Linked DNA regions of Homo sapiens: region 2 is linked to region 1. Evidence: chromatin contacts called from ENCODE Hi-C or POLR2A ChIA-PET data. All regions are on one chromosome and are shown on one strand. Each heading gives the region's core, a stretch centred on a gene start or an enhancer-like site at or near the end of the contact. The rest is flanking DNA. Distances are from core to core; before and after follow the strand shown.

Region 1 (7,328 bases), core at 3,281-5,780:
TCCTGTCGGTGCAGGACGGTTACCACAGCCCCTGGCCTCCACCCACTCCATGCCAGGAGTACCCCCCAGTTGTGACAACCAAAAATGGCTCCAGACATCGCCACATGTTCCCTGGGTGCAGACGTGGCCCCAGCTGAGAAACACTGGCTCATTAGCAGTGTAGACAATGGCGCGCTGAGCCCTGGGTGCAGATGCGGCCCCAGCTGAGAAACACGGGCTCAGTAGCAGTGTAGACAGTGGCACGCTGAGCCCTGGGTGCAGACGCGGCCCCAGCTGAGAAACACTGGCTCAGTAGCAGTGTAGACAATGGCGCGCTGAGGGTGGCACAGATGCATAAAGTGCCCGAGACGGGGAAGTTCTGGAAAACCTGTTGGGGAAGAAGGAGTGGCAGTGGACACAGGTGTGGGAGTGCTTCTGTGTGGAGAGGCGTCTGCCACTTCACAGACAGTGACATTCCCACCTAGGATGGGCTGCTTTCCTGCCTTGGGGAGAGCGAGGCTGGTGGCAGGAGATGGCTGGGCCCCCCGGGTTTGGAGTGTGCTTGCCTGGGCTGTCTGATGGCCCGAGCGCCTGGCATCGGCTCTGCACGGCCTGTTTTTTCTCCAGTTGCCACCTGACACCTGCCCACCCCGATCCCCCTCCCCCGGCTTTGGTTCCTCGGTCCTGGGAGGAGGAGGAACTGAGTCAGTGGCACTGGGCTTGAACTGGGGCCCCCAGGGAGCCTGGCTAATTGCTTGTTAGTGCCAGGGAGCCCTGGGGAGTCCTCCTTGCCCCCATGCCAGCCGGGGTCTGGGGAGTCACATTCCTGCACACCTTGGGCAGGGTGTCCTGGGCAGGGCGAAGCTGGAGGAGCTTTGGCCCCGGACGCTGCCGGCTGGTGCCCACTCTGCCGTGTCAACTCCAAGGGACCCGGCGTCTTGCCCATTGCTGGGGGCTCTGCTGGCACCGTGCTCGGCCAGCTGCCGAGGCCGCTTCGGCACAGACCCGCTTGAGTCAGCAGAAACTGCCCGGCTCAGGCAGGATCAAAATAACCTTCTTCCTATTCCAGCACTTGAGGGTTTTTCCGCCTTCTAGGGGAAAAACAAATCAAAAACCAAAAAAGAAAAAACAAAAAAACCCAACCTTAGAAAATGCGAATGGCAACATCCGCAGCCATCTGGAATGTGGGTTTTCTGAGGCCTTTTCACCAAGAGGAGGGTCCTGACACCCCCGTCCTGTTGAGCGTGGCGTGTGTTTGTGAGTCCTGGGATGGATGTGTGTGTGTGGGCACGTGTGGTGCGCTGTGTCTGTGTGTGTTTGTGTCTGTTGGGAAGTGTGTGTTGGGATGTTGACTTGGGTGTGGGACTGTTGAGGGGTGTGTGTTGGGGTGTTGATATGTGTGTAGGAGTGTTGGGTCGTGTGTTGGTGTTGACGTGTGTGTAGGAGTGTTGGAGTATGTAGTGTTGTTGACGTGTGTGTAGGAGTGTTGGGGTGTTGTGTGTGGAGGAGTGTTGGGGTGTTGTGTGTGTAGGAGTGTTAGGGGTACGTGTTGGGGTGTTATTTGTGTAGGAGTGTTGGGTCATGTGTTGGTGTTGATGTGTGTGTAGGAGTGTTGGAGTATGTAGTGTTGGGGTGTTGTGTGTGTAGGAGTGTTAGGGGTACGTGTTGGGGTGTTATTTGTGTAGGAGTGTTGGGTCATGTGTTGGTGTTGACGTGTGTGTAGGAGTGTTGGAGTATGTAGCGTTGTTGACGTGTGTGTAGGAGTGTTGGGGTGTTGTGTGTGTAGGAGTGTTGGGGTGTTTTGTGTGTAGGAGTGTTAGGGGTACGTGTTGGGGTGTTATTTGTGTAGGAGTGTTGGGTGTGTGTTGGTGTTGACGTGTACTTAGGAGCGTTGTGTGTGTAGGAGTGTTGGGGCATTTGTGTTGGTGTTGTGTGTGTAGGAGTGTTGGTGTGTTGACATATGTGTAGGAGTGTCAGGTGTGCATAGGTTTGTGTACACACGTTCACATGTAGCTCCTCTTTGTTTAATTCCACAAAGCTTCACTCCCAAACTCAGTGCCAACTTCCTCTCTCCGCACTCAGGGGTCCCCTTCTCCTCCCAACTGCTCCCTCCCTGGGCCCCTAAGAAGGGTCTGTGACCGTCTGCCCGAGCCTTTGCCCAGCGACAGGAGCCAGTGCGCAGGGCTCCCTTTCTGCCAGTCAGCTCACGCTGTGCATCTGCAGAACGGCTCCAGGAGGCTCTGAGAGCAGAGAGCAGGGCCTTCCTCCTGCCTGTCCCGTTACCTCCTTCCGGTCAGTCCCTACAGAGGGGGTGTCTGGGTCCCAGGACACCTTTGAGGTGCTCTCCCAGCCAGCAGTACCCCCTCCTCCGCCGTGAGAGCAGCTTCCCTGCACGTACCCCAGCCCCAGGCATCGCCTGTGACCTTGCCGGGAGAGTGGCGGGGGCTTTCCTGAGTCTGGGTTGCACTCTCGTCCCCCTAGGTGGGTGAAAAAGCTCAAAAGGGCTGAGCCCTGAGCACAGCGACCTGCAGGTGTCCAGGGTCTCACGTGTCCCTCTTTGTCTCCACAGCGGAGCTGGAGTTTGTTCAGATCATCATCATCGTGGTGGTGATGATGGTGATGGTGGTGGTGATCACGTGCCTGCTGAGCCACTACAAGCTGTCTGCACGGTCCTTCATCAGCCGGCACAGCCAGGGGCGGAGGAGAGAAGATGCCCTGTCCTCAGTAAGTGCCCCGCCATCCCATCTGTGGCCTGAGGGTGCGGCAGTGGGACGCCCCTTGTAAAAACTCAGACGGGATCCAATGGCAGCGTTTGCAGGAAACAGATTCAGGGCAGGAAGACAGGGGCTGGGGAGCCCACCTGACAGCAGCTTCCTCCCCTGAAATGGGAGGAAAGCACCCGCCAGGCGGGCCTCAGAGATGCTGGAGGAACGTGGGGAATGAAGAGCTGGGCTGGGAAGAGGCTTCGTGATCCACTCACGCACTCAGCTGACTCTCGAGCAGCCTCGGGTCGCAGGCTCTGTGCAGGGCCTGGGGAGAGGGCAGCACACAGGTCCTTGCTGTCATGGAGCTGACGTTCCAGGAGGGAGATGAGACGCCCAGTGGTGATAGCGCCATGCAGGAGATGCGACCACTGGGACCTGGGGGAGCCTCTGCGAGGAACCCTCGGCTAGGGAGGCAGGGCTGGGCTCACAAGCAGCGCAAGCTGACCCCCGTCTTGACCCACATCTCTCGAGGCTGAGTGGAGACAGACCTAGAGAGATGAGGCTGAAAGCAGGGAGGCACCTGGGGCAGGCAGCACAGGAAGGCATTCTGGGTCCACACAGAGGCCTGACACAACAGGATGGTGGAGACGAGGGGCCGGCATTTGGCTCTTACCCACCGGGGTAGTGGTGGGAAAGGTGCCTGCAGTCCTGCAGCCCTGACCCAGACGGAAGGGAGGTGGCGGCCCTGCCCTCGTGCCCGTGCTATGCTGACATCTGGTCATGTGGTCACAATGCCTTGGAGAGCCATAGAGGCAACAGGACACCAGGTCCCGGGGCCTAAGTTTAATCCCATCTCCACCAGTACTGGCCACGTGCCCTCAGACCTGTCCCTGATCTACAAAATGGGGCTTCAGATCCCCCATTTGTAAAATGGGCTGACAGTCACATCCACCTCCCCAGAGATTCAGGGCTTTAGCACAGAGCACGGGTCTGGTCATTACTGGCTATAAAAGCACTTCCATCCATCCATCCATCCACCTGACAGATCTCTACCCAGCACACACACGGGGTATGCAAAATTCCCCCTGCGTTTGGGAAGTGGCTGTGAGCCAGTCCCAGGGGGTGCTGCTGGTGAGTTGGATGGGCGCAGACAGGAGCAGGTGCACGGATGAAGGAAGCCGAGGGCCGTGGCCAGGAAGTTGGGGCGAGCTGCTCTTGAGGCCGTGCTGTGCAGGACCAGGTGAAGTGGGCGCGGGAGTGTGAGGAGGACAGAGCCCTGCAGGAGGGACCCCGCTCTCCATTACAGTCCTGGGTGTTGATCTCTCAGAGTTGTGAGCATTGGTGGGTGTTCTGGAAACCCCAAGAATTTCCCTTTCGAATCTCCACAAAGTCAGGGGCAAACAGGGCAGATCTGGGTCGGTGGGAACTTGCCCGCCTCTGACGGTGAACTCCCGGCTCCATGTCGGCCGCCTGAAGCCCGGCTGTTCGGTATCCTTCAGCAGGTGGACCAAAGGGCGGCACAGAGTTAATCTCTTAATGGCTTCCATCTCTGCACCCAGGATGTGTAACTCAACCACGTGGGGCAGGAAGCGGCTGTTTAAAGAGCAGGCTGGGAACTGTGGGGAGGAGGTGGCACGTGGCCAGCCCTGGGGCTGCGGCACGTCTCTGAGCCGGGGCTCACCAGGTGTGGGGAGGACTCACAGAACAGGCAGCACTGAGTGTGGCCTCCCCACTTCTGGGGACGCCTGGGGTTGGTGGTGGCGCCCAGAGTCCCTGGGCTGAGCCAAGTCAGCTGAGAAGCCTGTTGGCCACAGTCCCTAGCCGGAAGGCCTGTCCCTGGCAGGTCTGGACACCTCTGCTTGCATCAGGCCCCAGCCTCAGTGCGTCACCAGGTTGCCAGGGCAAGGAGCATCAGCCCTGGGACCTCTGATGGGAATGCCTGGCCCACAGACCCGGGGCCCACTGTGCGTCCCAGCACGCTGTCCGGAGGGCGTGCTGCAGACCTGCTGCTCTCAAGCCCCGACGTGTTTATTTGCTGTTGCTACCACTCCAGCAACAAGCACTGGTTACGTCTGCCCAGGGATGCCATCAGGGACTTCAGGGGTTCACCCCACTTTCCAGAGGAGAAACTGGGGATGAGAGAGGTGGAACATTTGCCGGAGGCCACACTGCTTGTCACTGCCGGTGTGAAGAGCCCACAGCCTATTCCGTCCTCCCTCAAGTGCTGGGGAGAGTGACGGTGCCTGGACATTCCAGAAGGCACCAGCCCTGGAGGGGCACTAACTCCAGGCTGGACTCACCTTGCCCCTCGGAGCCTCAGTGTGTGCATCTCCACAGTGGGTTGAAGCTAGGCCTGTGCGGCCCGTGGTCATGGGGAGGATGCAGTTAGTGGAGAGTGTACCGTACCCAGAGGCCGACTGCAGGGGCTTCACTGTTGTGGAGCAGGAGACGGCACCTGGGATCCTGCTGCCAGGAAGGGGTAGGATTCCGTCACACCTTCGGCCAATAGAAAGTCTCCTCCCACTGTCTACCCAGCCGCCTGCACAGCCGCCCGGGATGCCTGGCTGGGTAAACGTGGAGCCTCACTAGGCCTAAAGCAGAATGTGGCAGCTCCCCTGGGGACCCCCTGCCAGACAGGAGTCCCTGGGCCCCGCGGCCTTCCATAGAGATCCACATACAGCTCTTATCTGTCCCGGGCCCAGTCTACATCCCCCCAGCCCATCCATGCTCTGCCCCTGGCATGGCTATCCGACCATGGCCCCTTTTCAGGGTGACCCTGGGGGTCCCCTCTTGCCTGTATGGAGACAAGAGCTCGTGCCTCACCCACCTGCCTCACCATCTCAGGTAAGACCCTGAGCTCTGAGGTCTTTTCTCGGCCTTGTCACCTCCTTGTTGTGTGACACTGGGCAAGGATCTGCCCTCTGAGGGTGAGGCTCCAGTGCAGGCAAGCCCCTCGACCAGGGATGGCACTTCCACCCTGGCGCTGCTCCGAGGGTATTCGGGACATGATGCAGAACGTCACTGCAGTGACCGCCCAGCCACGGAGTGGCGCAGACTTCAGGTTTACCCAGAAAGGCAATCCCAGTCTTTGTGCCCAAGGCCTGCTCAGACTAGGAACTCAGGCCTTGGATGGGGTGACCCTTTGTCCTCTTTATCCCCCAATCAGTCCTCAGTGTGGGTCTCCTGCTCCCGAGAGAACCCAGCCCACCAAGGGCCCATTTCCCAGGGGCAGGGACAAGACTGTGGCCAGGCCAATGTGCGACAATCTGCCAGCAGCGGGAGCCAAAGACCTAGCGTCCACTCCCATGGCCTCAGGAGATACCGAATTCCCCCAGGCCCCTTGTGCTGGGCTGTGGGGGAATTCAGTATCTCCTGAGGACATGGGAGGTACCGAATTTTTTAGGAACATCTCTTTATTCTTTAGAAACATCTCTGAGTCCTCGAAGTTTGATAGAAGGCCATCCCGTCCCCTTGGATGTTCCTGGGGACTCCAGGGGAAGAATGGGCAGCTACGTTCTGGCCTCGTGGTGTTAAGACTCTGGAGGGGTCTGGGAGGAGCTGCCTGAGCGTCAGCTCACTGCGGCTGCCTGGTTTTGTCAATGAGGTCTTTTCTGAGTGTGAATGAAGTGTTTTCGAGTGCGTTTTGCCCATAGCTGCGCTTGGCTGTAGCAGCAGGGTTCAGTGGTATGACAGAGACCCGCCGGCCCACAAACCAGAAAATATTTTACTCTCTGGCTCTTTATGGAAACAGTTTTCAGACCCTTGGTCTAGAAGCATCTAAATGGGGAAGGCGCAGGTGGACTGGGTGCGCCCACTTCAAAGAAGAGGAGTCCACCCCGAGCCCTGGGAGTCTGGGAGTGGTTGGAGGCTGCTGGGAGCAGGGGGCTCGTCAGCAGTGGCTGTAGGATTGGAACCTGTCCTTGTCCTCCACCTGGGGTGACTGGCAGACATAGCCAGAGGCTGGGGAAGGTTCCAGACAATTCTGAAGCTGGGCCCACCTCCCCCGACTTCTCAAGCCACTTTGGAACCTAATTCCACAAAGATGACTTGCACGGGTCACCCAGCAACTTCCGCACTTAAGTAGCAACCTGAGCACTCCCTGACTGCATAGCACGCCGGCGCCTGGCACTGGGGAAACGGTAGCAGCTCCTGCAGGGCGAGTGAGACCCCTGAATAGGCCACCGGGGGCAGAGGGACAAAGGCTGTGGTGCAGGAGGGGACTGGAGGAGATGGGAGGAGGTGCCTGACCCGCCTGGGGGGCTAACGGAGAGCTCTGGGGTTAGCACACCTGGGCAGAGGCTTGAGGGGCCAGTCAAAGTTCTTCAGGAAAGGGAGGAAAGAGGGGCCATTGGTCCAGACCCAGGATGGGCTCAGATCCAAAGGCAAGACGTGAGAGTCTGTGTTCACTGGGCACCTTGCAGAACACACTGTATGGTGCATTGCAGGCGCTGTCATCAGCCCGCTATACAGATAGGAAAACCCGTTAAAGGAAACAGCTATACTACGGCCGTGGACATCTAGGGGGTATGGGCCTCGGTAAGGGGTTGGAACTTTCTCTCCTGGAGGCAGCGGGGGGCCCAGACGGTTTAAGCAGAGGAGTGGCAGGGTGTGGGGTGGGGGGCATGAGGGAGATGTTCCCACTTC
Region 2 (7,328 bases), core at 1,969-4,468, 180 kb before region 1:
CTAGGAGATGAACAGTGAGTGCCTGAGAACACAAAACATGACTGGAGTCATTCTCACAGCAAAAGCAAACCTGAAAAGAGATTGAATCCATATTGGTGGCTGAGCATGGGAAAAGTTTAATGGTTGTTCTAGGAAGAGAAAGCAAATGAGGCAGGGGGCGAATCCCTGCTTTTCCTGCCTAAAGTTGGATAGAATGTGCTTTATTTCCTCATTTCTCTGCTCCACTGGGTTTCCATGAGACCACCTTCCTGGCTGTCTCTTCTGTCCAGGGGTGCTGCTGCCGCCTGGCACAGAGGAAGGGGCACTGGAGACTGGCTGAGCTGGGCAGGTGCCCTGATCCACCACGCCTGTCATGCAGAGCTATGCTAGCCTTGGATCCCTCCTGGGAGAGGGCCATGTTGGTGGGAGGCCCAGCCTGGAGAGAAAGCACAGGAGCGTGGGGGCACAGGCACACTGGGGTGGGCAGCTGCTTCCAGGCCAGAAGCTGCTAGAGTTGCTGGAGACTTGCAGGCTGGACCCATGGCAGCAGAGCTGCAGCACCGAGCTCGTGAAGGTCAGCAGCGGTTTGAGCACGGAAGCTCAGCGCTCAGACCTCAGAGTTTGAACCAATGACTGGGGCTTTGGAGGCATTTGGGGACACACCCTCCATCTGCATGCTCTTGTTTGTATGATGATGTCAGTTAGACATGCTGGGGCCCCTCGGGCAGGCGGAGGGGACCTGTGTGGCCCAGCTCTAGGAGACAAACGGATGGATGCTACTTGGCCACTTGGCCACACAGCTGAGTGCTTCTTGTGGCATGAGGCCTTTCTGTGGCCCATCCATGATGAGACAAGCACAGACATTGGGGGTGCTTTTAAAAGCATGACGATGGCAGCGCCACGACCCCCAAGCATGTAGTCGGAGCTCAGCCCAGTCTGGGTGATGTCAGACTCACATAGTGGGTCGTGTGTGACGTGAGCTGCAGGGGACCCCATATGGGTGTCTGATTAGCAACACAAATCCAGCCCTTTGGCCCAGAGAGCTTGGGAAGCTGTAGCTGCCTGACCTCCCCATGAGCCGACTCAAGGCTCCCCTGAGGACACCCAGAAATGGTGGGGGAATGTGGCGCGGGGTGGGGGAGTCTGCTTTCTGTGAGCCAGGCTGCTAGTGCCCAGGGCTGCTGTCCTTTGGCATTAGATATGCACGGGATCTTCACTTGGAGCCACAGGATATGGTGAGTATCAAGGGAAAGACTGTGTGTAGCCCGGGGGTTATGTGTTCGAGCCCTGGAGCCGGGGGCTTGGCTTTGAAGCCTGCCCATGCTGCTTCTTAGCATGAGGACTCCCGGCAAGTTGCCTAGCTTCCCTGTGCCTCAGTTTCCCACCTATGAAATGGGCCTCAGTGAGTGCCTGTGGCCAGAGCCAGCAGACAGCAGGGAATCGATGCATGAGGCCCTCCACGCCCTCTGTCATCAAGTCCTTCCCCGAGGGTCTCTCTCTCCACAAAGACCACCTCCTGGGAGCGGTCTTCCTGGACCCCTGCCATCCTTTGTCACTTCTCTGCGTTATGTTTTTATTTGTGACTCTTCTGGTAGAACATGAGCTTCAGGAGAAAAGACTTCACCAGCCCTGCCTGGGGCCGCATCCTGGTGCCCAGGATTGTGGGTGTCAAGGAGGACTTTTGTGTGAATGAGTGAACAGACACTTTCACATGCCGCCCTGGCTTACCAGCAGCTATGAGCTCCCGCACGGGGGTATCTGGGCCCGTCCGCTCTCAGGTCCAGCTCTCAGGAGCAGCTCCACAGAGCCCATGGGAGGAAAGTTCAGTAGAGGCAACTCCCGCCAGCTATGCACAAGCAGACACTGTAGCTGGTGCCTCCGGAGGCGGTATGGACTGATACTGCCAAGAGTCTCTGAAATGCCTGGCTGGAAATAGGGAAAGTGGAGCCACATTGTCATCCAGCAAAAGCCAAGCTGCGGGCAGGTTTCCTCTCCTAGTTTTCATGTTTAGCCGAGCCCACCTCCCTCAGCTCACAAGCCCCAGTGGGGACAGCCTCAGCAGCAGTGGCTTCCTCTGCCTGGTCACCTCCTGGAGCCTCTGGCCTTTCCTGCTAACTGGGGATAATGAGATTGCACACACCCTCCCGTCGTCACAAGTGTGGCATGGACACTGTATGTGGCACGTGGTTCACTTGCCTTAACCAATGGCAGTCGGATGTCTGGGTTGTAGAACATGCCATCAACAGGTTCCTTCCTCTATTTAAGAAGGTGTCTCTTTGACCTCATCTCCCACCACCCTCCTGCTCATTCACTAGCTTTAACGGCTTTCAGGCCAGGGAGGGTTTCCAACCACCTTGACCTGGGGCAGGATCCAGAAGGAACATGTCCCGTGGTCAAGGTCGTCTGCCCACCGTACAGATTCTAGAGCTCATGGCTCAGTGGGGTCCCTGTGGGAGAAAGGAAACCAGAAGGAAGTCAGAAAGAGGCTGGCCTCATCTTGGCGGCTCATCTGCTGTGTGTCTCTGAGCAAGTCACATGGCTGTGCTGGGCTTCAGTTCCCTCAACAGTAAAATGGGCATAATAAGATCCATGTCATCATGGCCCCTGCTTTTATCTCTTCCCAGCTGTGTGGGCCTCAGATCGTCACTCCACAGCTCTGGGTGCCTTCCCTGGCACTGAAATGGGGTCAGAATCGTACCTATCTCAGGTTGCTACAGAGCGAATACCGTCTGCAACTCCCTGGCACTTGGTAGGTGCTAAGTAAACATCCAGTTCATCATGAGTGATAGGGGGTCGCTCAGACAAGCTGGCAGTAAGAGAAGAACAGTCCTCTGGAATAAACCCTGGGTGAGGGTGTGTATAAAAAGGGTCTTTGAAAATGGTGGCAAGGCTGAAAAACACAAAGACGAGAGAACTGGGAGGAAGGGAGAAACAAAGCACGTGTTCCCAGCTGGGACTGGGTGGATGGGAGCCAGTCCTGCATCTGACACTCTGGTGTTTGGTATCGCCGGCCTGGGGTCCAGGACCTCCTGGCTCCAAGCCACATGTTAAGTGGAGCCATCTGTCTCCTGGAAGCGTGGCAGGTAACCAAGAGAGAGACATGCGTGGACGGGGGACCCGCCTGTAGCACATTCCTCTCTCTGCCGCACTTTGAGGGGGCCGGAGAGTCTGGGGGACCAGGAAGCAGCCTAGTCTGGGAAATATTAACCGCACAGCCGCAGCTCACCAGATGGCAGACCCCACAAACGGCTTCCAGACGAGTCCTGGGCTGGAGAGCGGCCCAGTCAGAACGCCAGCTTCTGAAAGCTCCACCGCAAGAAAATGTGGGCCGCATTATGAGTGTGGCAAAAACAAGGCCGGGCAAGCTCAGGTCTCTCCTGAGTTCTGTCAGCAAAAAACCCACCAGAAATTATAGACCCGAAGCCCTTTCTTGTGGGACTGCTGAGGGCCAAGAGGGGCGGAGCAGGCTGAGAAGCAGGTTTTAATTCCAACTGTCTCTTACCAGCTGGGTGACCTTGGGCAAGTTACCTCCCCTCTCTGCACCTCAGTGTAAAAAGTGTAAAACAAAGCCAGGTGCGGTGGCTCACACCTGTAACCCCAGCACTTGGGGAGGCTGAGGCAGGAAGATTGCTTGAGCCCAGGAGCTCGAGACCAGCCTGGGCAATGTAGCGAAATCCTGTCTATACAAAAAATACAAAAATTAGCCAGATGTAGTGGCACACATCTGTGGTCCCAGCTCCTCGGGAGGCTGAGGAGGGAAGGTCGTTTGAGCTGGGGAGGTCGTTTGAGCTGTACGACTGCACTCAACCTGAGTGAGTATGAGACCCTGTCTCAAAAAAAGAGACTGAAAGTCTTCTCCAAGTGTCCCTTTCCACAATTATGAGTCTAAGCTTCCCTGATGTCTGACTTTCTGTCCTCTCGCTCTGAAACTCTGAAAGGGAGAGTGTACATAAGGACCAGCAAGGCCACGTTCGAATCCTACAGGCTTTCAAAAGCCAGGCTTGGATCCTGGGACAGCCAGGAATGTATCAGGTGCAGGTGATGAGAAGCACAGCTCAGAGCAGCCTGAGTGCAGAGGGACAGTTACAGGTTTTTGGAACATAAAGGCCAGTTGGCTTCAGGCATGGTCTATCCAGAATCTCACACAACGTCACCATCCCGCTTCCCTCTCACCCAGTTCTGTCATTCAGATGAACATGCACCTCGTGGTCGCAAATAGACCCCCCAGCAGCTCCAGGGTAACACCTGCTGCATCCCCTCAGCAGCCCTGATGGAAAGACAGCGTTCCGCCCCTGTTGGTTCCAGCGGAGCCCAAGGATTGCTTTGTATTTCCCAGCCTTGTCCACGTGGCCATCCCTGAATCAGTGGCTGAGGTTGGGCATGGATGCAGCCCCCATCACGGACGTAGACGAGAAGTCCGCTGTGTGGGCTTCCCACAGCTGCGGAACCACATGACCACACGCTTACTGGCTGAAAACAAAACGTGCTTATGATCTTGCAGACCTAGAGGCCAGTCTAGAAATCCGCAATGGGTCTCTAAAATCAAGATGTCGAGCAGACTGTGTTCCTTCTGGACACTCCAGAGGAGAATTCACATCTTATGTTCCCCACTGGTAGAGGCCCCCACGCTCCTTGCCCTGTGGCCCTTCCTCCACATTCAGAGCCTGGCCGGGCGTCTCTCACATCATATCGCTCTGTGCCGATTCTCCTGCCTCCTCTTCTACTTTGTGTTTCCAAAACCACAAAGGTTTGAGGGCCCTTGTGTTTCCACTGGGCCAATCTGCTAATCCCAGATAATCTCCCATCTCAGGGTTGACCGATAAGCGACCTGAGTTCCATCTGCAGCCTTAGTCCCCCTTGGGCCTGTAACATAACGTAGCACAGATTCTGAGGCTTAGGACATGGGCATCTTTGAGAGGCCATCCTGCTGTTGACCACACCAGCTTTGCCAGTTCTCATTCCTTTTCTCTGTAGAATGGGACAAAGGTATGGCTCGTTGAAAGGATTGTTGTAAGGCTGTAAGCAGACGGTGCACAGACAGTCCTAAGCACAGAGCCCAGCACACAGTGAGTGCTTAACAAGCAGGGGGAGCACCCGCCAGCCTCCAAATTTTTCTGCAGGCTTGCTCGGCAAGCATTTCTGAGACGCTGCAAGGTTATGTTGGAAGGGAAGTAACACAGTTTTTTTCGGTAATTAAATCATGTAAAGTAGCAACTCAACTCTGGGCCTCAAAGCCTGAGATCTCCAACATTCCTGATGCTATTTATGCTACTGCTGCTTTGACGGGTGGAGAGTACATGTTTCTACCAGACACCACTGCATGCGAGGGCTCAAGAGAGAAGGAAAGAGTCCACAGCCACCCTGGGAGGGTGGGGGCTGCTCTGTTCCAAGGACATCGGGGTTCCTGACACCTTCCCCTCCACTAACCCACCCTTCTCTCCACCATCCACCGTAGCAGCTTGAGTGTTCAAAGGTGCCTGGCATACAGTAGCTGCTCAATAAATGGTCTTCAATCTTAATGACAACGAGATGAGTAGGGAGGTTTAGTCAGGGAAGGTGCAGGGTCCCACCTGCCCTGCTCGGGCTTGGAAGTCCCGTTGGTTTTACCATGCTAGACCAGGACCTGCAGCACCCAGCCTGGGACCCAGCCGGTGCTCCGGAAATGCTGGAGAACAAAGATGCAGCCAGGAGAGGCCCCCGAGGGCAGGAAGACTAGAGTCCTAGCCCTGGCTCTAAGCCTCAGTTTCCTCACCTCCAAGTGGGAGAGATCCTTGGTGCTGGCCACGCGGGACTCTCCTTGGATGGGAAGAGCCAAGAGCAGCCTTTCTGAGCCTGGAAGACTGCCCTCGCCCTCTGCTGTCTCCCAGCCTTGCCTCTGCTGGTCTCCAGCCTGGGTCCCATGGGAACTGTTAGGGGTCAAGAGACCAGTTTTGCCAACTCTGCAAGCCCCCGGGAGCCTGAGCTCATTGTATCAATGAGGAATCTGAGGCACAGAGAGGGACAGGAACCGGCTGAAGGGCACACAGCACAGAAGACATCCGGCACTAGAGCACCAGTCCCCGTCTTCATCACCAATTACAGTGAGCAACGGAGGGCCTGCTTGCTCACCTTCCCAGACGGCAGACAAGAGAGACAGAAAGCAAAGCAGGAAGCGCCAGCTGGACCCTCAGCCCTCACGCCTTCTCCTCGAAAGCTAATTAGGGAGTTTACGATCTCATGTGCACAGTCACCGCGTTCTGACAGCTGTGTGCACCTCAGTGTGATCAAGCCCCCATCCCCGTCAACCTTGTTGTTATTGATTTGTAAGCAGCTCAATTGTCTGGGAAAAGACAGCGCGGCCGCTGGCATCTCTGGGGTCCACGGCAACGCTGCGACCCGCGGAGGTCCGGGCCTCCCAGCAGCAATCAGGCCCCTGTGGTGTCTGCTCACAAATGCAAAGTAAATGACACCCCTCATCTGGGGGAATGCGGGGGACGCCACTGTGTTGGCTGGAGCTTGGAAATAATTCTGTGTCTGAACATTTCTCAATGTCTAGACAAGAAGTATTGCCTGCCTGCCTAAAATATTAAAATTTTATACCACACTCTCTGGAGAAAGTCTTTGGTTATAAACACACAGAGCCCATTTGAGTTTTCTGTTTTTTTCTTCTTCTTCTTCAGTGTTTCTGTTTACCACCAATTTTGTGGACTGTACAGCTGGAGAGGCAGTGTGAATTTGAGGACCTGTGCACTCCCTGACCTCACTGGGTTCTAAAATGCTCTGGGTACAAGTCCTGAATTTGTCACTTAGCAGCTCTTGGGGCCCTCAGTCCCTCAGCCTCAGTTTTCACATCTGATAAATGGGTGTGATAATACCCACCTCACAAGGCTCGCTGAAGCAAGTAAACAAAATTGCCACTGTCCTGGGGTGAATTGTGTCTGCCCCAAAATTAATCCACCTGGACCTCAGAAGGTGATGTTACTTGGAGATAGAGTCATTCCAGATGTAATCAAGTGAAGATGAGGTCATAATGAATCAGGACAGGCCCTAATCCAATCTGACTGGTGTCCTTAGAAGAAGAGGAGAAACAGAGGGAAGAAGCCATGTGAGGACAGAGGCTGAGGCTGGGACGAGGTGATTGCAGGCCGGGACATGTGGTGGGCGGCCTGCAGCCAGCAGAGCCTCCAGAGGGAGTACGGCCCTGCAAGCTCCTCGAATTCAGACTTCCAGCCTCCAGAAGTGTGAAGAATCAATGTTTGCTGTGGAGCACACAGCTGTGGGCTTTGGTTCCGGCAGCCTTAGGAAACTAATGCCATTTCAGAAAAAGCACAACAATTTGCTGGGCACTCACAGAGGCAGGTGCCAATCCT

The links. Hi-C counts contacts between places; a loop is a spot of excess contacts on that map. ChIA-PET counts read pairs that join two places held with the same protein, here RNA polymerase II (POLR2A). Pooled maps may share reads with other maps.
Region 2: a loop to region 1 is called in a map of heart right ventricle, with 2.1 times the contacts of the local background. The contact joins two enhancer-like sites. A Hi-C loop is called at or near these places in 4 of 168 maps with a recorded cell type or tissue (B cell, IMR-90, K562 and 1 more), 3 of 37 single-sample maps with no recorded cell type and 4 of 50 pooled maps. POLR2A ChIA-PET finds 5 or more read pairs at or near these places in 1 of 52 experiments (Panc1).

What each region holds. Positions count from the first base shown.
Region 1 is chr20:57,654,918-57,662,245 of GRCh38, reverse strand. PMEPA1 (prostate transmembrane protein, androgen induced 1) reads left to right here. Exons shown (of 4, transcript NM_020182.5): 2 at 2,549-2,703. Among named protein-coding and RNA genes, the nearest start is that of ZBP1, 38 kb to the right of the region's middle. RefSeq lists enhancers at 1-529, 4,381-4,510, 6,346-6,943, 6,944-7,328. Within about 2 kb of position 4,530, at least 12 of the 41 ENCODE cell types and tissues checked have a DNase peak (open chromatin) inside an H3K27ac peak, as active enhancers do; they include heart right ventricle, where a contact is called at or near this core.
Region 2 is chr20:57,834,726-57,842,053 of GRCh38, reverse strand. No RefSeq gene overlaps it. Among named protein-coding and RNA genes, the nearest start is that of NKILA, 130 kb to the right of the region's middle. RefSeq lists enhancers at 5,536-6,196, 6,197-6,858. Within about 2 kb of position 3,218, at least 2 of the 41 ENCODE cell types and tissues checked have a DNase peak (open chromatin) inside an H3K27ac peak, as active enhancers do; they include heart right ventricle, where a contact is called at or near this core.